4 separate regions of the Mus musculus genome follow, and all the other regions are linked to region 3. Evidence: chromatin loops called from intact Hi-C (ENCODE). Cell type or tissue: gastrocnemius. All regions are shown on one strand. Each heading gives the region's core, and the rest is flanking DNA. Links, peaks and the distances in the headings are about the cores only.

The links. Hi-C counts contacts between places; a loop is a spot of excess contacts. Peaks named below come from ENCODE experiments on the same cell type or tissue, not always from the same donor. Only the 100,000 strongest peaks of a DNase experiment are listed, where the experiment ranks them.
Region 1: it touches region 3 in a loop (2.9-fold over the local background); 33 of 42 quality-filtered maps call a loop at or near these places.
Region 2: it touches region 3 in a loop (3-fold over the local background); 2 of 42 quality-filtered maps call a loop at or near these places.
Region 4: it touches region 3 in a loop (2.8-fold over the local background); 34 of 42 quality-filtered maps call a loop at or near these places.

The regions. Positions count from the first base shown.
Region 1 is chr4:101,172,908-101,177,907 of GRCm38, forward strand. It overlaps Jak1 (Janus kinase 1), which reads right to left. Exons shown (of 25, transcript NM_146145.2): 8 at 4,661-4,849; 9 at 2,167-2,324; 10 at 1,179-1,302. Among named protein-coding and RNA genes, the nearest start is that of Gm24468, 11 kb to the right of the region's middle. In gastrocnemius, for the core only: no CTCF peak of the experiment used is centred there; no DNase peak of the experiment used is centred there; H3K27ac peaks cover 1,309 bases.
Region 2 is chr4:101,195,828-101,203,752 of GRCm38, forward strand. All of the region lies in intron 1 of Jak1 (Janus kinase 1), which reads right to left. Among named protein-coding and RNA genes, the nearest start is that of Gm24468, 13 kb to the left of the region's middle. In gastrocnemius, for the core only: a CTCF peak has its summit at 2,695; DNase peaks (open chromatin) are centred at 2,731 and 4,075; H3K27ac peaks cover 2,578 bases.
Region 3 is chr4:101,317,116-101,325,040 of GRCm38, forward strand. No RefSeq gene overlaps it. Among named protein-coding and RNA genes, the nearest start is that of Gm12796, 25 kb to the left of the region's middle. In gastrocnemius, for the core only: CTCF peaks have their summits at 1,932 (motif pointing left) and 3,697 (motif pointing left); no DNase peak of the experiment used is centred there; H3K27ac peaks cover 1,081 bases.
Region 4 is chr4:101,165,248-101,170,247 of GRCm38, forward strand. Jak1 (Janus kinase 1) reads right to left here. Exons shown (of 25, transcript NM_146145.2): 12 at 1,296-1,402. Among named protein-coding and RNA genes, the nearest start is that of Gm24468, 19 kb to the right of the region's middle. In gastrocnemius, for the core only: a CTCF peak has its summit at 3,106; a DNase peak (open chromatin) is centred at 3,117; H3K27ac peaks cover 383 bases.

The DNA of each region.
Region 1 (5,000 bases), core at 1-5,000, 150 kb before region 3:
AACAGGAAGCCACCAAGCCCAAGGCAGCCCTGAGGTCTGGCTGTTCAGGAACACTCCTGGAACTTTACCCAGTACATCTGGCAGCACTGGGTTCCTTATGTGACTTCCTCCTTCCACTTTGACAGAGCCCAGTCCTCGGGGCTCTCTTAACACTTGTCTCCTGTGTCTGATGCTTTGCCTCCATCAACAGGTTCTTTCAACTCAGTTTTCCAGTCTGGGTGAGTCTCACTATTGCTGGTAGATTTAATGTAGACTAACATAAAACTCACCACCCTCACTGGACCTGGTGGAACATTCCTTCAACCTTAGCACTCAAGAGGCAGAGGCCACTGATCTCTGTGAGCACAAGGCCAACTTAGTCTACATTATGAGATCAGGGACAGCCAGAGCTACACAGAGAAATCCTGTCTCAAAACAAACAAACAAACAAACAAACACACCAAGAAAAGCCCAACCCCACAACAAACAAAACCTCACCCTCGACATCTTCTAAAATTCTCTAAAACCTTTTAAGCATTCTAAAATGTTGCGTGAATAGAAAAGGCACTGCAGGGACCATGAATCAGCAATCGTTTGGAGCTGCATCTGGCTGTTTATGCAGCAGACACTTTGGGAAAGCAATTTATGTTAAAATGCCCAAAGCTGTTGCTGGGGGAAACAGGCCATGTTGACGAGGTGGCTCTTTGACATTAGCCTACACCAGAGAATGCCACAGGCAAACACAGTTCTAGGTTTGATGATTCTGCCACTGGCTATAGAGTAAGTCACTCTAGATAATTAAGCTAAAGTTCACATGTGCCTGATGGAATGGCGGTTTTCTGGTCACATTCTACCTTCTAAGGTTACAGTCCTTCTCCGGAGAGAAAAGAGAAGAGAAGGGAAGGAGGAAGAAAAGGAGAAGAGGGAAGGAAGGAGGGGAGAGGAAAGAAGAGGAGGAAGAAAAGGAGGAAGGGCGACAGGGAGGGAAGGAAGGAGGGAGGGAGGGAGGACCAGACATAGGAAGAATACAGAGTCGTGCTATTGAGTGTCCTATCAGGTAGGATATTCTTTCCAGACTACCAGAGACTTGCTCAGAGAGAGACCCTGGTGTTCCTTTCTCCCACAGTTCCTGGGCTGGGTGGTAGTGAACAGATACCTTGTAGCTGCATCCCCTGGCCCACATCTATGTCCCCACTGACCTCAGACTTTTCAAAGCAGGTGACAGTCATAAGAATGTTGTCAAAGTCGGTGCAGCTCCACCTCAGCACGTACATCCCCTCTTCACTCCCTTCCTGCCGCAGCTTATTGATGGCATATTCTGTGCTGGAGAGAGAAGTAGGCAAGGACAGAGGCTCAAACCATAGAACACAAGCTGCCAGGGACACCCAGCCACACCCTGTCACCTGCCTGGCTCCTAAGGTCCTCTCTGGCGTGGTATGAAGCACGTGGTGAGAAGGAGTTTGAGACATCCAGAGCTTCCAATTTCTAGGAAAAAAACTCACCTACTGCACCCAACACACAGAGGTCTGCTTTACTGTCACAAAATCTACAAAGACATGTCTCCACATCTTACCATAAAGTGTACCTTAATACTAGGAAGTAAGAGTAGCTAAGGATTGAGTGGAGTCCCACACTTGGCCCGTTGGGGCAGTTGGGTTCACTTCCTTCACTGCGAGCTTAATTGATGACAAGCAGAATAAATACCTCAGTGGTGAGTAAAAGAGTATTAGAGAACACACTTTATGTTCCTCTGTATTCCCAAATGCAGTGAGTCTTGATGCCCAAAGGGCACAGAGCATGATGGGTAGAAGGGGGCTAAACCTGTCACGTGGAATACAGATGAGGACCATTCTTAAGATTTAAAGATCTGCATTCCTGTCTCCCTTCAAGTGCTCAGTATTGGACAGAGTAGGAGTTGGCTTTGGAGAAGTGAAGGGGTTAATCTATGAGAAGCAGAGATCAAATTAAGGGAGTAGTTGAGGCATGCTCTAAGAGCCATGGCAGGAAATGACAGGAAGGGCTGGTGGGGGCTCAAGTAGCATACTTCACAAAGAAGACAGCCTCCAAGTGTATGGCCACTCACCCCACCCTCAACAACTGGCCACATGCAGAGCTAAGGGGACTTTCTACCTCTAAAACCTGGGCTCTTTTCACACCAAAGGTAATTGAGAAAATTCTGGAACCAACCAGATTGGACCGTGGCAGCCGTTCTGTATATTGTGGACAATCAGTGGGGGAGCCACATCAGTACAGAGGTAATGGTGGGCATCTGCAGTGAGCCGGAAGTAGCCATCCACCAGGGACACAAAGGACAAGGCTTCCTCTCGAGAAGAGAGCTTGAGTTCCTGGTGAGAGAAAACACACCACAATTACTTCACTCCACTGGCTGGCATCGACCTTCAGATACCTTTGAAAAGCAAATTTCAAATGCTCTAGAGCAGGGGGGTGGCGGGCTGAATCAGACCCCACCTGGCATACAAGCACCTTGGTTTCTTGATAGCAGAAGCCTGAGAAGTGTGTGAGAGATGGAGAGATCAAAGCAAGACTTGGTAACACGCTGGCATCCTGCTTTCATGAAAGACCAGTAGCCAAGTACTACCTGCTCAAAGGGCGGATCTATAGAGAGGCACAGTGTGAACCGCAGGCTCTGTAACCAGCCTCTTCAAGTTCACAGCATCCCCACCTGCTACCAGGCTCAAACATATTCAACTCGATGTTTTATAGGTCAAAATGGGCAACTACTGGCAATTTCAAATTGTTTAACCAACAATTTGTGTCTTTAACAGGTCACTTAACCTCTGTGCCTCTGTAAAATAGGGATGACCTCTGCCACCACCGAGTTAACATGGTAATTAAACAGCTGACACCTGGAAAGTTGTTAAGAGTAGCCTTCTATTTTATACCCAGGTTGTTTGTAGTACTTTGACTGCAAATGCTGTTGAAATAAACCCCTTTTGTTGGTTTGTTTTTTGGTTTTTCAAGACAGGATTTCTTCATGTAGCCCTGGCTATCCTGGAACTTACTCTATAGTCCAGGCTGGCTTTGAACTCAGAGACCTGACATGAATACTCTTATTCATAAGCCACTGTCTGTACCTCATAGTTTCCGGAAAACATGTTCACTGGGTTCCTAAATGGAACCCACAGAAATATTTTCAAGATTTTTGCCATAGGCTGTCAAACTGATTTCTAGGAGGTTGTCAGAAAGGCAGCCTCTGCACAGGGGAGAGTGGCCCTCTGTGCTGCCTCACTGGGCTCTCCCCTTGCGCTGTGCATTATCTTTCTGTCATTGTTTTAAGCAAAACAAGATTTCCCTGGTGCTGATGGCCTTCACTTTGTAGGCATGGCTGTCACACTAGCCTGGCCTCAACACGTGTTATCAGGGGTGACTTCCCACGACAAAAACATGTTTACTTGGAAGAGTTACCACTTTCCCTGCCAAGCTGGCCTGCTTGTCTAAGCTGTGTCCTCAAGTGATACCAGAAAAGACAAAGCGAGATAACACCCTCTCTGCTGTCCTCGAGCCCCTGGGTGAGCCTGACACCACTGGGGCTGCTCTGTGGCCTACTCATGAGCCCAGTGCGACTTCCTTCTACCCAGCTCAGCAGGCACACCTCTGTGGGCTCCATCTTTTCCTTTTAAGATCAGAGGTTAAGTTATGGTTAACAGTATGAAACTGCCTGGGAATGGACAGAGCCTATAGTAATAAACTTCAGGAAAAGATCTATGACACACAAGAGTGGCCCAAACATCAGAAAGACAGAAGGAACAGAAAAAAAATTAGATAGATAGATAGATAGATAGATAGACAGACAGACAGACAGACAGTGCAAAGAGGCCAGGTGCTGGATCCAGCTTTGCTCTAGGGTCCTAGTGCATGCATGCACAGGGCTTTCTGGGACCTTGTCCTTGTAGAGTCCCTTCTCTTCCCCCACTATTTGCTCCTTGACAAATGGGCAGCTGGTAATTTCTGGGATTGGGAATGTGGGTCTGGTTGTATAGTGGATCTATGCTCTTAAGAGAATCCAGAGAGGTAGAGACCATCTAGGGAGGTGGAGTCTGGGAGGAATTAGATCAGCAGAAGCAACTGAAGGGAAGAAATAAGGTACCAGGGCCAGGGGAGGGCCACAAACAGAGGCTCTTATCCAGGACAGGCCTCCAACTACCACATCAACATGGTACAATAAAGAAAGAACTGATCTAATTCTTTCTCCTTCTTATCCACTTTTTAATGTATATGTGCCTGCCATACATGTGCAAGTGCCCACAGTGGCCAGAAGAAGGCATCATATTTCCTAGAGCTGGAGTTACAAATGGTTTTGAGTCACAGGACATGTATGCTGGCTTGCAAACTGGGGTCTTCTGGAAGAATAGCAATTACTCTTAACTGCTGGGTCATCTCTCTGGCCCACCACTCACTTATTTTATAAACTAAATACTGACACTGAAATGTCTTTATGTGGTCAACAAACCCTAAAGCGGATGGACATCTGTAAGAGCCAAGCACCTGGGATGTGCCAGTGGAACTCTGGAGCAGACACTGAAAGGGGCTGGCAATGAGACTTCTGGCTTCAAAGGGACCATCAAAGGAGCTTTAACTGGGGACAGCAAACTCTGGAAATCATGTGCCACATAGTCTCTCACCAGCACATCCAGTCTGGGCAGGTCTCGAGCGAGCTTACCATGTTTTTGTTGTCCTGTTTGTTAATGCTGACCACAGACTCCTTTATTACAATGTGGGTGATTTCAGGGAAATAGGAAAAATTGTTCCACTCTTCCCGGAGTTTGTTTCTCTCATCATCCTTCTTGTGTTTATTATATTCCAGTTTTTTCCGCTTCAGTTTATTTTTTTCCTTTTCAACAGGAACAACCTGATAAGATAACAAAAGTGACAGGATTTAGTTAGCTTTCTCATTTTCTGTTGGCAAAAGGTCAGTGCTTCTAGCAATTTCATATAGGGCAAAGGCCCAAAGAAGAGAAAGCCAGCATGCCTGAAGTCAGAGAAATGCAGGGAATCATGGG
Region 2 (7,925 bases), core at 1,267-6,266, 120 kb before region 3:
ACTCAAGCATAGCACTATGGATCTACTTTCAAGAAAGGATGGCTGCCCCTATTCATGATGACAAGTCATTTTGGTGTTACATTTGTACAATGGCTTCATCCAAGAAACATTTCAAAAATAAGCCAGACTCTGATTTACCTGGTCACTTGTAGAGAAAGCAGAAAAGGAGTAAAATCATTCATTGGCTTCAAAAACCAAGTCAAGTTTCTCACTACAAGAGAACATCTGCTGTGCCAAAAACACGGGCCAGCAGTAATCATAGAATGTCATTTAAAAGACACACTTTACTGAGAACTTCAAATAATTGTCAAGCTTAGAAAATGGAACCAATAAAGATGAGCAACCCATAGTGTCTAGGTGAAAAGCAGTGAGCTTGTCTGCCTATTATACAAGCAAAGATGTAAAAGAAAAATAGCCGTCATTCAGTGGTAGAGAGTTACTTTGTTGGTTTATGCAGGACAGAAATCAGAGACATTCTACAGACTTCTCGATTCTTTATCACCGTCTTATGTATGTGGCAGTATCTCTGATAGTTTCTGACTGATGGACAAGTAAAACAAACAAAACAGTTTTGTGAGTCTAAACACAGCCAACTCAAAACCACTTCCAAACAGGCAAAGTTCCAGCACCTTCTATATGACAATCCACATAGCTCCTGAAGTTTTAATATTTGTATAAGGGATACAGAGACTACTGAATTTTAGATGGAAGGCAAAACAGAAAGTGAACTAGACAGTTCTAATGCTCCAGAACGCTATCATCAAGTGTACCCGAGCCAAAGGCCAATGCCAGCTTTGTCTAGCAAAAAGACTGAGTCATAACTAAATCAAGGATAAAAATCTAAACAAAACACTGCATGTCCTAGGTGATTTCCACTGCAGAGACTATCTTTCCAGGTGCCATGGTAGATGCCTTTTAACCCCAGCACTTGGGAGGCAGATGCCTCTTTGAGTTAGAGTCCAGTCTGTTGTAAATACTGACTTTCAAAAAGATAAGATCTAACCTACAGTGAGTTATTTTAAGGAATCAAAAACCTTTCTAAAGCAGAAAATAGCAATACAATGTTGACAAATTCAGAGAAAATGAAAAAATACATATATATAATTTCGAATACTCCAGGCTGGGAGCCTGCTGGGAAGAACGCAGAATAAACAGAATCCTGGTCCCACACTGAGGAATAGTCTGCTGAAGGTTAAGTACAAAGGCTGGAGTTCTAGTGACCTGAATGACTTGAATCTGGCTTCCCTGGCAAGTTACTTAACATCCTCAATATTCACAGTACAAGTGAAGAGATAAAAATAGGATTTATTTCACAGGACCGGCAGGAGCTAAATATCACAAAACAGAATTCAACTCTCAGGAAACCTTTGATTTTGACCATAATTTCTGTTCATCTGATTATGGTTATGGATACAGTTCTGGTCAAGGAGGAGCCCCAATATGCACAAAGTGACTTCACAAATTATGACAGAGTAAACCACTGGAACTTCAATCTGTAGGAAGTCTGAGCTATGTTGGGCTAATCAGTATGAGGGACAGCAGTCCTAATGTGCAGCTCCGGACTCAAGGACCTTGCCCTTTCCTTCAGTCGCCACCACCCTGTCTTCTCTGGCTGTTTAGTAGTTTTCAATCTAGCATCCACCTCGGACACTGATGTCATTGCAAGTCTTCTAAAGGTACTGTCAAAAAGAACCCATCAAGCTGGGTGTGCTGGCACAGGCCTATAATCTAGCACCCAGGAGGCTTGGAGGCTCACAAATTCCAGACTAGCATAGGCTACAAAGTAAGTTTGAGGTTAACCTGTTCTGTACAGCAAGGCCCTGTAGCAAACAAACGGGAGCTGCAAAGTCATTAACTGCCCCACCCTGACTATGCTCCAGCCCACCCCTCCAGCATGGCAGCCACCCTAGAGGAATAGCAGTGTTCTGCTTCCTCAACACAGGCCTACCTTGCCTGGACATGGAACTTTCTTAAGGTCTTCACACACACAGGCCAGGAAAACCATCTGCTGTCTTCCAGTTGCACGACCAGTGCCTCCTACCCACAGCATTACAGAAAGACTTTCTCTGTCTCTCCCGAGACCCCAGCACTTCGTTTCGAGATGGGTAACATTCTGCTGAGAGCTCAGCAAGAAACCGTAAAGCTGCTGGATTCTAGCCAAGAGAATGACATAATATAAATACAAAACTTGCATTTTTCCCTGTCAACGAGTCAGAATTATAGCTTTTCTCTATGCCATTCCTGTCACACAGAATCACTTACTTCTAACTATAGCAGCGATTCCAGGAATACCACACAACAGTAAATGCTGCTTCATTTACAATAAACTTCTAGGGATGAGCAAATGATCAATGCCAAGTCAATGGGTCGGCTCTGCCTTGTTCCCAAAGAACCTGCTTTAGTCAAAGAGGAGGTCTCTGACAGAGCAAACAGTACTTTGTTTAATTAAAGTCAGTAAGTGTCTTCCTAAAAGCCACACTGCATCAAGATGCTGGGCAGCTCCATTTTGCTTTACTTTCCCTCTTTTAAACTAATTAGCATTAATGTATCTATAATGTTATTAAAGAGGCCATGATAAGATTTAGAGAAGCCATCTCCACAGTTCTCCTCGAGGTCAAAACTATGGTGGCAGAAGTGGATAAGCAGAAAGGGGAAGCAGGGCCAGGCTTGGCAGCACAGCCTGTCATCCCAGCACTTAGGAAGAGGGGGCAGAATAACCATGAGGTTGAAGGCAGCCAGAACTCCAAGGCAAGTGCCAAGCCTGGATTACATAATGAGGCCATGTCTCTAAATGGTGCTGGGGGAGGGGTGGAAGGGAGACGATGGACAGATACCTGGTCTCACTCAGCACTTCCTAGACACTTATCTAAAGTACTTGAAGCATCTGTCCCATAACAATAAAGCCTAGCATTTATTTACACATTCTGTCCCTAGTAGAGGCTTTCAAATCTTTGACAATATTGAGGATTCACAGTTCCTTCAACACATGAAAAGGCCTGGCTTACGACATTCCAGGGATCAACTGCCAGTAAGTAGCACACCTCCTTGTCCAATGCCTTGCTGGATTCCTCCTGGAAAAGATGCAGGCTGCAAGAGATCCAAAGACAAACAGGGAACACAGCATGTTCACCAAAGCCTTGAGGCTTACTTCCAGCTATTAAAACAAACAGGAGCCTCACTATCTGGAGGAACACTTAGTAGGATGCCAAGAACTGGCAGTAGGGAGTGTGTCGTCAAGAAGGCACAGTGTAAGGCTTGGGCTTGGATGTCACCTGGGAGAGGAGCAGCTCCCAGCCTGGAAACATCAAAACTGAGAAGGGGAGATAGGTGTACAACTGTTCTGGAAAAGAGCGGGAAGAAAAGAAAGGACGCCCAGCATGGCATCAGCCTGGACCAGGAAGATGGGGAAGGAGCACATAGGAAAAAACTGGAAGGAGTGGATATTACGGAAAAACAGGGAAGGCTGCAAAAAACTCTGCGCCAGCCTGTCCCGGAGAGACAAATGGCCAGGTCTTGCCTAGTTTTGAGCAAACCTTCTAGGATCTCAAGACTCAAGTTCTGCAAGGTGAAAAAGTACTGGATGGGCTCTAGGGCTCCCTACCAATGGAAGTATCTTCTGCATAAGCGCGAGGAGCTCCGTTCAGATTTCCAGCACCCATGGAACAGCACGGTAGTGCCCAGCTTCCAGGCAAGCACAGGAGAAGGGCAGAGAGGAACCCATGGTGCTCACTGCACAGCCTAGGGAAAATGATGCCTGAAGTTGGCCTCTGGACTACACACACATGTACATGTGCAAACAAATGTGCAAGTCCATACACAGGGGAGAGGGCAAAGCAAATATGGGAAAGTATATTGTGCCACAAGTTGACAAATTTTTACTAATGTTATTTCAACAATGTCATGAAAACAAGGTCACAGAACCTTGCTTGCCGTCAAAGCCCTTGGCTTTGCCTGAAGGAAACCACACTTTGACCACTTGGCATTCTCAGGTACAAACCTGTCACTTCTTAGTAGGTAGGGGGAGAATGAGAGTGAGGGGACGGCCCCCACTGCTGGCACCACAACCATGGCTCATCAACACCACCAGCTGGGCACTCTGCTTCCTGCATGGTTCCCTGAACACTCAGTACCCAGAAGGGAAGACTACCTCAGCCCTGCAGCCTTGTGGAAGACCACCTAGGAGACCCCGCAAGCAATTCAGACAGATGAGGAGCTGGGAAAGTCCCCAGCACATCTACTGCGATCTAACATAAGTTGGCTGCTGCCTCAAAATAAGATTTAAATAAGAAAGTCAGAGAAAATGGAAGAAAAAAATTTCCCTCCAGGGACCCCAGCATTTCTCAGTCAAGAAATTATGATCAATATTTATGGTTACACTTCTTTCTTCTTCCAGGCTGGAGATCAAACCCAGGGTTCCACCCAGTCAAAGCAAACACATCCACCACACACACACACACACACACACACACACACACACACACACACACACACACAGGTCTTAAACTAACTGCAGTCACAGCTCTGAGCAGATGGCACTGGTGCCATACAGAGCACCTCAAGGCTCCAGCCTACTGCAGCAGCCGGTAGAGCTGAGACCACCCTTCTCTTCCCTACTCCATACCCATTTCCTTCAGCACAGCTGCAAGTTCACTCTTTATATCTGCAGTGAGACTGCAATCCAAAAATGCAAAAAGGAAAAAGAGTCTAACCCTCACTGGGTGCCATTCACTAGTTTCAATGCTACCCTATTTTCTTCCATCTAATATTCTTTTAAAATGCTGAAGACTGAAAATAGATTTCACATTCCACTAAGGAACAAGGATCTACAGTTTGAAAATCACTAGTATAAAATACTCAACAAAATTACAAAGAGTAAATTTTTCCCTATTCCCATCTTTATTTAATATGTGCATCTGCCCAGCTGAGTATAAAACAGCAAGCCACACTTCCTCTGGAGCTCACCTAATTGTTCTTCACCCACACTAGGAAGCTAAAGACACTGCAACATAACTTTCTGGGTAGGGCCTGAACACAAGAGAACTCCGTCTTCACTAGTGTCCCCTCCTAGATAGTTACCTTCTAGGGTCAACCATGGTTCCCCAGAGCGCTAGAAACTACATCTCAAGGCTGGAGACCCATTTGAAGTTCTGCCAATTGCCCCTATCCTTACCTGTGGTGTATTTCCACATATGGTCACACTTCCCAGTGAGTCTTGACAGAACTTGACAAGCTCAAACTCTATGTTATTTACCTTGCATCTGGTCAAAAATTTGACCATACTTCAACCATCTTTCCACTGGAAAAGGGAGAGCAGTCTAGTGTGTGGCTGTCAACAGGAACTATGGGTGAGTTGTGAGTTCTGGGTGGCAAGTGGTATAATTAGAAGTCATTAATTATTTCTTAACTAGAAAAGGTACCCAGAGGCATCTGTCCTGAGGTAAAATTAACTTAATGAGACACTTTGAGATCTTGTGGTGAGGTTCCACATAGGTCTACAGCATGCCTACATCTATCACTCTGGTCAAAAACCTTGGTCTATCTAACAGATAACCCTTCAATTGACTGGCTATTCCATTTACTTTTTCTGCTTTTTGGTTGAGGGTGAAGGACAAGGCAGGAAAATGATACAAACCCCAGCCACAGTGTGTCTGGTCTGTATTTTCTATGGAATCAAAGTATAAAAAGAGGACGAGGATGGATGGTTTGAAGAAAACATTATGGTAGGGTATAAATGCCTAACTGGGTTAATATAGCTAGAGAAATACCTCACTGACTCCTGCACCTCTTTAAATAACACAAACGCAGAGTCATCAGGTAAAGTCTGCATGCAGCTTAGTGGGAAGAACAGAACACAGTAAAATAGTCATCAAAGCCACACCTCCTAATGAGGCACAGTGACTGATTGCCAAATGTACAACACACCTGACCAAGACCAAAGAGAATGCTGTCAGTGAGCACAGAAGGTGCTAACAGTCAAACCCAAAAATTCTGAGGGGAACCAACATGGGGAATTTGGTCAGGACAAGAAGAACCTTAACACCTTGGTTCAAGCAGCTTTTAATTTTCTGCAAATGAATTTTCTCTTGCAATAAGGATAATCCTAAGTGTTTAGTTTATTTTTTAATTCTGTAGAAGATAAATACAGATGATAGATAGGTAAGTGATAGACAGATAACAGATATATATGGCAGACAGATATGTCTGGCAAAATACCTGGCCCATGGAAAGAATGCAATGCTCTGACCACTGCAAAGGAAGTGGATAGAACATGAATGGAGCCTTTAGGGATGGGAAGACACAAGAAATGTGAGAATACAAGCTGATTATGGGAAATACTCTAAACAAGAAAACTAGGAAGAGAACAAGAAGACAGAATGGCAAAGCATAAAACCCTGACTGAGGCTGAACAGAAGTATACAGAGATCAGACAAAACTAAGGGAGAAGTCTGGCCCAGGTTCCAGAGGAGCCCAAGTGCCCACTAAGGAATTGGCCTTTTTCCTACAGATCCATCTCCTGAGAACATGCAACCCCCTTCAGCACAAGCAAATCCTGTATGCATACACGTGCTGTGTGAGGGCAGGGACTCAGAAGGTAGCAGGGAAAGTACATGCACAGGATTCTTGAAGACTGATGAAAATGGCATGCGTCCTTCCAAGCATCACTTCACTAACAGATGCACATCCGTTGCACTACCATGCTGAGAGCTCCCCTACCCCACAACCCCCACCCAACCCTGGCACCAGCTCTGGAGTAAATATCCAGAGACAACAAAAGTGAGCTCAGCAAATAACCTCAAATATCATTTGTATATTTCACTCACAATGTGCACATGCACGCACGCACGCACGCACGCACGCACGCATGCAGGCACACACAAAACATTTGGTTGGATAAAATAAAATGAGACGCTAGAGGTTTTCTGTGAGTCAAGTGTAAATGTGAATGAGTCAGAACTTTCCCACAGCTTTGGTCCTGACTGAAGGGCAGGGTTGGGGCTTCACTGACAGACAGTCTAAGACAGCATTCCACAGCTGGTGACTCAACCTCCACTGATCCTGCAGCCCAGATATGCATGCTCGGGAGGCTGCTCCTAGGAGTAAGTGAATTACTTTTACCACACATTCTCCTAACACAGAGTCAGAAGTCAGAGGACAGGACATCTACTACTCAGTAGTGCGGCTCACCCAGACCTAACCTTCCTACCCAGAATTCAATGCTCTGATAACAAACAGACATGCAATCTTTTCAGATCTCTGAATATGGCTGTGTGTACAAAACTTATGTTGAGTGAAATTGTATCTGCCTTTGTTGGCTCAGAATCCCTCTCAGACCTTCTCAGGTCTTCACCTTGGGATCTGACCAATTTCACTTGAGCAGAACTGGGGAGAGTGAAGTTGCAACTAATGGGGCTCTAGCTGCCATTCCGACCCTGTCGTTCTGTTCCAGGAGTATGTAACAGGTTTCATCACCTATCAGGGTCTCTGATGAGTGCCCAGCCAGGTATGATGACTTCTGAAACCTCACTGAAGCAGTGTTCCACATAATCCAGCTGTGGACAGATTGGCAAGTGTGTGCTACAAACCCAGGCCCCTAAATAAAATCAGAACTTCCATGATGCCACCAAAATAAATTCCAATAAAGGCACGTCTACTTCTGAGCATTTCTCTAAGAGAATACCAAAGAGCAACATCAGCTCAACTGTTTGTGTCCACAGACAAATGCAAAAATCAATAAATGCAGCCAGATGCATTATATATAGCATTATTGAGTACTGAGCATAGGGCCTCAGAAGTACTAGACAAGTACTCTACCACTGAGCTACATCATCAGCCCTCCCTCCCCTTAAACAAGTTTCTATCTTGAGACAGGATTTCACTAAGAGGCCAGGCTCTGAAGAGGCAGAAACGGTAAATGTCTGTCAGCA
Region 3 (7,925 bases), core at 1,101-6,100:
TCTGGTTTTACGTTGAGGTCTTTGATCCATTTGGACTTGAACTTTGTGCAGGGAGACAGATATGGATCTATTTGCATTCTTCTACATGCAGACATCTGATTAGATCAGCACCATTTGTTGAAAACGCTCTTGCCCTTTTCCACTGTATGATTTTTGCTTCTTTGTTAAAAGTTGTAGGATGAGGCTTCTGGAAAGGGTCTTTCAAATTCAGCGGGAAGACCTAACCTTTATCTTCAATCCTTTGCTCCATCTCACCTGGAACACAAATCTGGTGGCTGGCCTTCTAGCAGCTATATGCAAAATATAAAAATAAGACCATCACCCTAGGGATAGTAGAGGGAAAAGCTCTAAAGAGGCTAGGGTTGTAATATTCTCTTAAAGTTGTCATTATCAGTCTGTCTTAGGTTTCTACTACTGTGACAAACATCATGGCCAAAAGCAACTTAGGAAGGAAAAAAAATGATTTCAGCTTACATGTCCTGATATCAGTCCATCATAAAGCAAAGTCAAGGCAGGAATTCAAAGCACGAGTGGGAGTCAGGAGCTGAGGCAAACACCACAGAGAAATGCTGCTTACTGACTTGTGCCCCATGTCCTGCGCAGCCTGCCTAGAGGTTCTCAACCTGTGGGTCTTGACCTCTCTGGCAAACCTCTGTCTACAAAATACTTACATTATGATCCACAACAGTAGCAAAATTATGGAGTAGCATCAGGTTGGTGGGCAAAGAGAAGACACACTACTCACTACGGAAGAAGACAGGTAGACTGCGAGTCTTATACAAAAAGAAGGGTCAGGAAAGACGTGAAAGCCATCACAAGAACTCCTTCAGCTACCCTGTGTAGTTTGCTTTTCAAGTAAGTGTCAGGAAATGGCCCTGACTGACAAATGGAAGGTGAGTGTCTAATCCAATATATAGCCATTAATTTAATGGAAAGATTGTTTGATAGCAAACACCATTGGCCCTGTTAGGAAGGCATGGGGGCAGCTTCAGCTCACAAGAGCTTTCTTCCTGTGATTTTTGTTGAAAATGGAGTCTTTGGCAAAGGTATTTTTTTTTGCTTAAACAAAACAAAAAAAAATAAAGCAATCAAAGGTGATTAGGCACAGAATGTTTCTCTGAACAAGGCACGAAACAGCAGCAAAAGTGCCCGTGCTTCCTCTTAATGGTCTCTCTAGCATTTTAAAAAATTGCCTTAGTAATACCAGCAAATATTTTAAGACTTTTACAGTAAAAGTGAAGGGGTCAGTAACTCATTCTCCACTCTGGTGTTTACAAAAATCACCACATTGTACAACATTACGCTATTACCGTAAATCCTGTCGAGGTGGGAGTTAGTAGATTAAGCCAGCCATCGGACTTCTTGTGGGCTCATGCTTACAGAGCCCAGCCACTGACTTCAAATTTGGGGTCCTTCTTTCTTATTCTACAACCTGAAAGAGTAAGAAGTGGGCTCGCTGAATCATGAGGTCTGATTGCACAATACATTTCTGAGATGTCATGAAAGAGAAACATCCTGGGAATGAGAAGACCCCACCTCGAGTGGACAGTAAGATGGGAGATGTTGAGCAGGTCCGACTCCCTCCCCACACTTCAGTCCTGTGAGATGAGGATGCAGCTCATTGGTGAGGCACACACTGGTGTGCATGAGAGCTCGACTCGGTTAACACTGAAAAACAACTACACCCAAACAGGCAAAAGGCCTGTGGTGGGTGGGACAAGGGCACATAAAATAATGCACACCAGTGTTCTGTGCCACTAAAGATCTTGGTACTGGGGGTGGGGGAAGGGGTGTGGACTGGTGAGATGGCTCAGTGGTTAAGAGTGCTTGCTGCTCTTGCAGAGGACCTGAGTTCAGTTGTCATCACCCACACCAGGTGGCTCACAATTATCTGTACAACTCCAGCTTCCAGGGATCCAGTGCCCTCTTCTGGCTCTTTGGCCACCAGCATGCAGACATCACATTTACAAAACAGGCAAAGTAATTTTTTTTTAATGGCATTTTCAGTAGATACTTGGAGTGACCAATGATCATGTTCTCCCTCCCCCACCCTTCTTTGGGAGTTAGGTACCTGCATATTTCTCTAAACAATGGACTCGGGGGCTATATCTAAAGGAATTATGAAAATGGTAATTTAAAGACTACAGTTTGGAAGGGTGACAAAATTCTGCATATGGGAAGGAGTGACGTTTACACAACAGTAGGTATGTTCTGAATGCTACTGAATTGTACACATAGAATCATTAAATTAGTAATTTGTGTGTGTGTGTACAATAAAAGGAAAACAAAATCCCTAAGATCTAACACATGCAAGGAGCTTACTCAGTAGATCTGGGTGTTAGACTCACACAAGTTCAGAGGAGCCCTGTCTTGTTGATGTGTCTGTGTGGAGTAGAACACAGCAGACACTAAGTAATCCTGCCTCATCATAGAACAGAAGGTCCCATCCAGGTCACAAGGGCAGGGAATCTGCCCTTGTCAGAAGTTAGATGCCAAAGATTTAAAAGCTCTGGCCAGGCAATGTTACCTCCCATCTCTCTAGTGTAGACCTGGGTGGCCATCTCCAAAGCAGACTGGAGCCTCTCAGGGGCCAAAGTTGTGAGAGAGAAGAAACTGGGAGTGAGTGGAGACTGCCAGTCTGGGGAAAGTCAGACCAGGGAGGGACCTGAGATGGCGTCTTTCTAGGTCCTCTATGCTTGCTGATCATAACTTACCAATCACCCTTCCCCAGTGACCCCAGTGAGCTTTGAGCTTTGGAATTTGTTACCAAATGAGCTCTAAATTTTTGTGTGTGTGTGTGCAAACAGTACTTTTTAAGAGCAAAATGGAGCTGCAGTGGGTTCAAAAAAAAAATCTAGGGCACTGCTCTTTGTAATAACGAAACACTGAAGAGAACTGAGTCACCAAGTACCTAGGGAGTAATAAATTGCACTATGTCCACTCAATGGAATTTTAGGTAGTCATGAAAACACACAAACATTAGAAAGTGTTCTTAGGCAATTACAATAGTCATAAAAACTCAATACATATGCTTGAAGACTGAGAAAAGAACAAAAATGTCTGGGTGGGGCCGACGAGAAAGCTGAGGAGCTAAGGGTGTTTGTGGCCAAGCCAGACCTGCTGAGTTCAATCTCCAGGACCCGAGTGGTAGAAGGAGTCAACTCCTCTAAGTTGTCCTCTGATCTCTCTACATGTGTCCTGTGGTGCGTGTGCAAGCATACACAAACCTGATAAATATTTTGTATTAGAACAATTTCATGATGAAACCCATTATTTTGCATGCTAACTTAAATAATTAGTAAAAGAAAGGAAGAAAAAGAGGGAGAAAGAGAGAGAGATTGAAAGAGAGGCTATGAGATAGATGGATCTCTGTGAGTTCAAGGCCAGCCTCATCTATATGGCAAATTCCAGGCCAGTCTCTACAAAGTGAGACCTGTCTGTAAACAAACAAACAAACAAATAAATAAAACAGATAGATAGATAGATAGATAGATAGATAGATAGATAGATAGATAGATAGATAGATAGATGAAAAAGAAACAAACTATGCTGGGCTGGAGAGATGACAGGAAGGGGTGGGCTTACAGCACTGGCTGCTCTTCCAAAGGAAGTGGGTTTGAACCCCATCACCCCTGAGATGGCTTCTAAGTTTTTGTTAAGTCCAGGCTCAGGGGTTTTGACACCCTCTTCTGGCTTACTGAGGCACTGCATGCATGTGTTGCACAGATCTATATGCAGGCAAAACACCTGTACACACAAGAATAAATGAACAAAACTTATAAAAAGAACGAGAAGCTGGGGTGAGCTATCTCAGTAGGTAGCTCCCGTTGGCAAGCCTGACAACTTGAATTTGGTCCTGGGGACCCACAGGGTGAGAGGACAGAATGGACCTTGCAAACTGTCCTCTGGCTTCCACGTGTGTGCCACACTGCGTGCACACACACACACACACACACAATAAACAAACAAACAAACAAACAAACAAATAAATAAATAAAATGTAATTAAAACTGGAAAAAAACTATTTATCCACCAAAAGCAAGATCATCAGGAAGGAGGCAGCTGCATGTGTGTGCCTGACTATGAGTTCCATATTGTTCAAAACTTTCCACTAATTTTGTTTACAGAAAAACTTGGAGACTCAAAATCCTTTCCCTAAAATACTTGATAGAATAATTGCATCTCAGAACTGGAAATATTTCTAGAGATCGTTCAATGTAATTTTTCACTTTTTCAGTCAGAGTATAAAGTGGCCTTCCACACCGGGGGAAACATGGGAGACCCAAAAGACCACACTCTCTTTGACTGGCTAATCACTGCATTCTCTCTTACATCATTTCCCTGGTACTTCTCTTGACTTTTAGTTCTTGCAGTTGAGTTAAGTCTGTCCCTGCCTCTGTTTCCTTTCTCCCTTCCTCCCTGCCTCCCTGTCTTAGTTAGGGTTTTACTGCTGTGAACAGACACCATGACCAAGGCAACTCTTATAAGGACAACATTTAACTGGGGCTGGCTTACCGGTTCAGAGGTTCAGTCCATTATCATCAAGGTGCAAGTATGGCAGCATCCAGGCAGGCATGGTGCTGGAGTAGCCAAGAGTTCTACATCTTCATCTGAAGGCCACTAGAAGACTGGCTTCTAGTGAGCTAGGATGAGGGTGTTAAAGCCCCCACCCACAATGACACACTTCCTCCAACAAGGCCACACGTCCTAATAGTGCCACTCCCTGAACCAAGCATATTCAAACCGTCACACTCCCTCTCTCCCTCCCTCCTTCTCTCCTACATCAGGAGAAGGTCTACTTCTTTCCTGGCTGACTGGCTGCATGCACAGCCTATGCAACTGGGCCCAAGCTTGAGTAATAGCTCTTTCATAGCTATTTTGAAATATCCAATTTTTTTTTTAGTAGTTTAACCATCTAGGGTTGGTTCTCCCTAATTTAGTCATCATTTACCATAGCCTCTGGATATGATGGAGACAATGTGGATAACAGAGGTCCCTCAACACTCTTGTTTTATTATTATTACTTTTTGAGACAAGATCTCACCGTGTATTCTTGGCTACTTGATATGTTGACCCCAGCTGGACTTGAGCTCTCAGAGATCCCCCTGCCTCTGCCTTAAGGGTGCTGGGATTAAAGCTGTGCACCACAGTTCCTGGTTTGTTCTATCATTTTAAATATAATTGTTATCAATCCTTTGATGATTTCACAAATGCACACAATGCATTTTGATTACATGCACTGCCCGGATACTGTTCCCCCTAACTCCTCCTAGATCCGTCCATTCTCATTCCCTACCCTTCCCAAACTTTCTGACTTCTTCGTATTTCTACAGCCCACTGTCCCCAGTCTGTGCTTCCTATATTGTTATGTTGTGTGGGACCATCCACTGAAGTGTAGTGGGCCTACCATGGACCACACCCTTAAAGAAAACTGTCACACACACACACACACCCTTGGAAGCCATCAACTGCCAAGACATCAGCTGGGGTAGGGGTTCATGAGTCCCTCCCCCTCCCTGCTGGAGTGCTGACTGCCTTGTCCCTGTGCATGTCTTGTGTAGGCAACTCCAGCTGCTGTGAGGTCATGGGTGGGGTGGTCCTGCAATGTCAAGAAGAAATTGTTTCTCTCCAGTCCTCCCTGACCTCTGAGTCTTAGAATTTTCCACCCCTCTTCCATGATGGTCCTTGATCCTTGGACTAGGGAATATGATACAGATGTCCCATTTGCACTGCCCTTATTTTAGTTTGCTTTTAATTATGTGTCTGGGTATAGGCATAGGCACAGGCATGGGCATGGGTGTGGGTATGTGGATGAGAAGCACCTATAGAGGTCAGAGCCATCAGATCCCCCTGAAGTTGTTGTTATAGAGGCATTAGATCCCCCTGGGGCTGGAGTTATAGGTTGTACACCACCCAACATAGAGGCAGGGAACAGAACTGGGGTCTTCTGTAGTATGCAGTACGCAGTCTTAATTGCTGAATTAAACTTATGAGTATGCATCTCTCCAGTTCAATGTTCTAAGTTTTTAAAATACTCCAGACTGAGTGGATGCTGTTTGTTCTTGGTGCTAAAATATATCAGAGAACTTTGAAGTTCTGGTCTTACACCCAGGGTCTATACCATATCTTATAATTCCTCCAAAATTACTGGGCCTATTCACTATTTGGGAGGTTAGAGGCTACTTTCTAATTCTGACCTTAATAGCTTCTCTTCTCTTCTCTTCTCTTCTCTTCTCTTCTCTTCTCTTCTCTTCTCTTCTCTTCTCTTCTCTTCTCTTCTCTCCTCTCCTCTCCTCTCCTCTCCTCTCCTCTCCTCTCCTCTCCTCTCCTCTCCTCTCCTCTCCTCTCCTCTCCTCTCCTCTCCTCTCCTCTCCTCTCCTCTCCTCTCCTCTCCTCTCCTCTCCTCTCTTCCCTTCCCTTCCCTTCCCTTCCCTTCCCTTCCCTTCCCTTCCCTTCCCTTCCCTTCCCTTCCCTTCCCTTCTCGCTTCACTTTTTTCTCTTCTCTTCTCCCCCTTCCCCTCTCTCTCTCCTTCCTTTCTTCATTTTTTGTAGCCTACCTGACCTTCACTTTGCAATCCTTCTTTTACTTTTCAGGTGCTAGGATTATAGACATCAACCTACTTTCCCAACCACTTTTGCTCCAGGATGGTAGGGGGAAATGATCTTTTTGGACACTGATTCAGCTTCTCCAACAAGGGTATTTCCTTCTTAGGTTTATGGTAGTATGTCTCCTCTCCTCTCCTTTCCTTTTTCCTTCTTTTCCTCCCCTCCCTCCCCTCCCATTCTCTTTTCCCCTCTCTTCCTCCTCTTTTTTCCTTCTTCCTCCCTTTTCCTCCTCCTCCTCTCCTTCCTCCTCTTCCTCCTCTTCCTCCTCCTCTTCTTCCTCTTCCTCTCCTTCCTCCTCTTCCTCCTCCTCCTCCTCCTCCTCCTCCTCCTCCTCCTCCTCCTCCTCCTCCTCCTCCATCTCTTTCTTTCCCTCTGGGCTTAGCCTCTGTACTAGATTCCAGTTGCTGCTTCAAATTCTCAAAACCTAAACAGCAAACAGGGGGATTCTCCAATGTTTACTATTCAACTGGGATAGTACTGTGATGGAACACATGCCTGCAGTAAGTTGTGTACTTGATCAAAGAGACTGAGGCCAGAGAACACTGCTTGAAGCAAAGGAGGTTTCCACCAACGTCTTTACCTCAGTTAGCCTTGGCTATAAACATCAACCACAAGGGTACCTCCAGTCCCCTTGGGTTCAAGTTGAACAGCCAATTGATGGGCAGATGTCCTTGCAGGATTATTTTCTGTGGTAGCCTTTGGGCAAGGCTGTGGTCCTGGCAGTTTGTTATCAGGCACTCAGGTAAGCCTGGCTTCCTTTTCTGTTTTCCTCTCATTCGTACAATTGAGACTGGAGACACCATATGTCTTACAATTTAACATATTACCAACCACTTGGTGCCTTATATGCTTATGATGTTTATTATAAATCTTATAATGTAAGTATGTATTACTGCAGTTCTGGAGGTCAGAGGCTGGAATAGGCTTCAAAGGGTAGAAACCAAAGTGTGTGCAGAGCAGTTTCTCCCAGAGACTCTGGAGAAATCTGCTCCTGGCTTTCTCTCTCTTCTCAGCCACTAGATCTCTTTGGCTAAGAGTGGCATCTCAGCTCACAACCATTTATAACTCTGCTCCCAAGAGAAGCCAACAACCTTTTCTGACCTCTGTAGGTACCAGGCACTCATGTGGTGCACATTCATATATGCAGGCACATAGAGTAAAATAAATAAATACAAAACAACAATAAGAATTAACCAGAGAAGGGGGAAAACTGTGAGCTCCAAAGCCAAGGTCTAGTTCTTATGAGTCTGTGGAGTCTGAGGACCAAGCCAGCAACACCTAAGCTATCCTTATTAGATGTTTGATTCTGGATGTATCGC
Region 4 (5,000 bases), core at 1-5,000, 150 kb before region 3:
ACAAGCCACTTGAAAAGCATCAATCATGTCTGCATCAGCCCAAGCTGAGGGCTGCGCTGGGTTTTTCCTCACGTGAAGGAAGGTGACGGTACCACCAGACGGATAAGCCCATGCACAGAACGATCTGTTTCTAAGGACCCTTCCGGAACTGAGTTTCAATATTTCTCATTTTTAATTTCTAATATTTGAAAATCAAAATGTGATTCATAAAACATAATAATATTGAGCTGCTAACATTAGCCCCACAAAGCTTGTAGACAGGAGCTCTTATGGAAGCTCTTGCAAACATAGAAAATGGATTGTGGTCGATATCTAGGAAGCCTGTTCCCTACAGAAAGAGACACCACTGTTAATCGGGTATATTAATTTACACAAATACCACCACTTGTTATCTGTCACAGCAGAGTGGCCATTTATCCTCCCTATCTGCTGTACTCTGGCAAAGTCCTGCAACTATTCATTAGAGCTGCATCTGTCATGAGGTGATCCATCAGCATTATGGGAAGCTGCATTCCCAGAACGTTCCATAAAAGGCATATGCTTTTAAGACAATTACTCTCCTCTAGAAGAAGACTTAATTCCAAGGGCTAGGTAACAGAACCCACAAAGACCAATGTCCACGTCAGCATCCATCAACACAGTTCTCTCTGTCCGAGCAGAGCCTTGGTGACTCATCTTCTGGGCCTCTGCTTTAGTGTCCTTCCCTAGGAAATGAGTTCTGCCCTTCCAAGACTAGATTTTACATAACCACACATGCTACTGAGGGTGGCAACTACCCGCAGATGTGTAAGCGCCTCTGTGGGTCTGGCTTAGTCTGAATATTCTGGGTAGCAAAGGCTATCCCAGGAAGGCTGGGGCAATGCTCTGAGCTCCCCAAGGGTCCCCTTTCTGAAGCCAGCTCTTGTTCTGCCCTGCCCTGTAGTCTTTGTTCTTCTCTCTATTCCTTTCAGAAGTCCCTTCTGAAAAAGCAGGACTGAGCACTATTACACAGCACTCTGTGGGGTGGAGACTCCATTGAGACCAACCTCTACTGACATGTTAGTGATCCCATTCCTCTACCCCAGGTAGTCCACACCTCCTCATCCAAGTCCATCAAGGATTAGTCTCTCAGGGGAAGGCCAACAGCAAGACTGGGTAAAATGAAAGGTGGGCTTGCGTGGCCTTACCTCGTTGTTCTCTTTCCACTAGAATATCCCCAAAGCAGACTTTACCCACACACACACTTAAATCTCTAGGGGGCTCCCCTATGGGGTGTCAGGACCAAAGTTGGACAAAGACCCTTAGTGGGGACTTACTTGTATAATATCTTTCTTAAGGATCCGATCAAAGCTCAGCTGGCTCATGGAGTAGACAGGCTGCCACTCCTGGGCTTTCTTAGTGGCTACGAGCAGATTGGAGATTTCTGTGAAAAGATCAGAGAATTTTAAGCAGCATTCTGCACTGGCATGGCTAGCATTGTGTGCTGAGCCATGGGGCTTACCCAACACAAGGGTTTGCTAGTTACATCATGAACAAGTCTGTATCGGGTAAATGCTTAATTCATACCCTCCAGGAGCTCACAGGCTAATGACAGAGTCAACAGGAGTCAGAGAGCACATGGAGAGCTATGATTTAGCCAGGGTTCACACAGCAGGATCTGAGGTGAGGGAAGGCTCCTTTGGGAAATGGTCAGGTATGATGGCACATGCCTATAATCTCAGCACCTGAGAGCAAACAGTGAGTTGGAGAATAGCTTAGGCTGTCTCCAAAAGAATAATAAAACAAATGACAAAAGTCAGTCTCAAGAAGCCGGGGACCATGTCTGTTTCATGTTCTGCTCTATGCCTACAGCCTAGAACATAACGAATGCTCGACAAGTTACCAGGCTCGTGCATGCTAGGCAAGCACTCTATTTCCCAGTTCCCAACAAGACTTTGTTAAATGTAGGAAGCACCAGGGGTGAACTGAATGAGGAACACAGATGCCTTGAGGCTAGGGAACTCTGTGAAAAAGGAAAGTACAAGCTATATGCAGATGAAAGGGAAAAGCAACTTAGAATAGGATCCTAGAAATCTTGCTAATGAAGCTAGAACCTCACATGTGGCTTAGGAGTAGGCCATTTCCCAAACTTTACTAAGATAAACAGCAAACACAATGCATGACCAGGTCTGCCAGGCCTGGGTTACATAGGATCTAAGGAATTTATCCTTTGTAAGCTGCCTTCCAAATTCAGACATAGTACAGAATCCTCTGGGAATCAGGTAGACCTGACATAGTCCCTGAACACACCGTGTACTTCCTTTAGCTGGACCAGTACCACTGGGGAAGTGACAACTCACAGATGATCTCCCTGTTCCACTTTCTTGCACGGGATGACAATGAGTTCTCACATGGGAGTTCTAATTCTTGGATTCTGATAAGAAAGTTCCCAAAACTCTGTAGAAATTCCAAGGCACAGTTCACAGAACCCACACACAGACTAGTGTAAATAAACTGCTAAGCAATAGGTTACAACACTGGTTACATGAGTACAATAAGGGCCCCTCAAATCTTCTTTTGTTCTGTTTTCATTCATATGGTCTTTTTTTTGTTTACATTCATATGTTCTGTTTTCTCTATGCTGGGTACAGTTCTATAAGAAACTGTTAACTCCTCTGCCTAAGCTCAAGAGACAGGAATTGTCAACATCCTTATCTGTACTCTAGATCAGAACAAAGGCTCAAAGAGACTCAGCAACCTAACCACAGAGCTTGCTAAGCCAGAGAGGAAGGCTTCACAGAGCATCCAGGCACAGCTCTAGTCTGACTTTCCTGGGGTACAAATCTAAGTACCAGAAACTGGCTTCAGTCATCTGGGTGCTCCTTTTTTCTGAGCCCATTCCTTGCACGGTTCTCTTTTGATGCTAGCCTGGGAAAATACAATTTAAATAAAAAGGCTCTGTACAGCCATCTTGAGGAGGGAAAGGAGTCAAATACAATGAGGCTATTTGACTGGTGGCACGAGGGCAGACAGAGGCTGGTGGCCGACCATCTGGGAATCAGAGAGTAGGATGAGTCTAGAGTGGCTCAGGCTTGGTTATCTGTGTGGGGACCTGCACTACACTTGACCTGTGAGAGAGGGAGCCATTTCACCATCATAAGGATGTTTCGTTCAAGAAAGCTGTGCCCTCCTCAGGTTGCTAAGTGAAACAGATGAGACCATGCCCAGAAGAGCTTTCTTTAGTATGCAGTAAAGGCTTCACTACTGGCAGCCACTGTCGTCATGATCAACCACCACCTTAGTCTTCCACCAGAGCGTTCCAGCCTTGTGCATCAGAATGCAGACATCTTCTACAAGGAGCAACTAAGTGGAAATCAGCATCACACCTGCCCATCCTGAGGAGGCCCCAGGGAATAGGTACTGACACATGTTCAGTGGTGTGTGGGCCTGAGTGCTGGGCCTGACCAAGGGCTTACTTATCTATCATATGCTTCTGTCTGGCTTCCTGGCTTTTCCCTGCCTTTTCTCTATTCCACAAAGCGATGTATACTGCAGTGTAAAACCTAGATCAGAGTATCTGGCTCTGGGAACCCTAGTTACAAGTGCAGAGAAATTGAGCAACCTGTAACGACACTCTTTGTGTTACACATTCCTGATTTTAGCTCTTCTCTAATTTGCAGGTTCTGAGAACTAATACGAGGACGATCCACACTGGGCTCCTCAGCTTTCTCTCCCTCCCCTCAGATGAGATACCCTGTGTCCCAGAGATAGCTGACCACAGTACCTATTCCTATGCAAAGCATATGAAGATGGAATGGGGAGGACATATCAGTGTATTCAGGTCAGACAGGGTGTTCAAATCTCCAATCTTTGTTCACTTGGAGTCTTGGCCAAGCATCCTGAATTCTTCTGATAATTAAATGGTCTACAACATGGAAGGCCTTCAAACAGGCAGACCAAACACTCACTAAGATGTCAGTAGCCATTGTTATTATTCACTGTCACTACTATACTACTGCTGATGCCATCAGCTGTGAAGCCTTGAGCAATTCACTGAATATCCCTGAAACCAACTTCCTATGTGGAAAAAAAAAAAACAATAAACAATAAGATAGTCACTACACTACTTTGAAAGTAGTAGGTACTGCTACAGTGGAAGCTGCTCAAATATTATCACCCAATGGGACAGTCCTGCACAAGATCTGGTGTGCATTCTAGGCTTCCCATGAATCACAGAGCAGTGAGTGAAAACTCAGACCTTCAGAGTTCTAAAGCAAGTGAGAAAAGTAGACAGAAGGCACTCTCAGTGCTCCGTTTCAGAAGAGCCTCGGGAAAAGCCACCCAAGTATTCAACGCTGTTCCCCCACTCTTCCCTCCAAAGCTACTGGCTTCCAGTCTCTGCTGTTAGAGGTGGTAGCTACATCAGAGGTCTGTATCAGCAACCTTCAAGTAAAGCACATCCTAGCCCCTGGCCTTCTCAATTCCGTGGATGCTGTCTTCTCCCGGGGACCATGATCCCTAGGGAAGTTAGATCTTCTTTTAACACCAGAAGGGAGGTCATGTAAAAAATAAGACCATTGGGCTTTAAAGCCCTAAGGAGCTCTGAGGTTTCATGGCCAAGAGGCAGGTGTGTTTTCGCCCTTTGTGGCACACTGGCTAGCATGAAAACAAAGGCTGCAGTTACTCTGAGGCTGGCAGGTAACCCTATCTGATCAACAAGAACACAACCTTCCTCTTTCACCAAATTCAGGAACTTGCCTTTTGCTGAGACTAAAATATAATTCACACATTGTAAACTCAAAGCCCTGGGCTAGAAGTGTAGCTCAGCAGAAACACTTGGGTAAACACTTGACTTATGTGCATGAGGCCCTGGATTTAATCACTAGTACTTCTAGAAAACCCAAGCCCTTTCTACCTGTTCCTTACTCAAAGGTAATCCCTTAAAGAACAATATAGTCTCAAAGGGCCTGCTCCAAGGCTAGTGTCAAGAGCTTGTGTGCTGCCTTCTCTTCAAGGTCTTAAGACTTCCAAGGACAGATCCA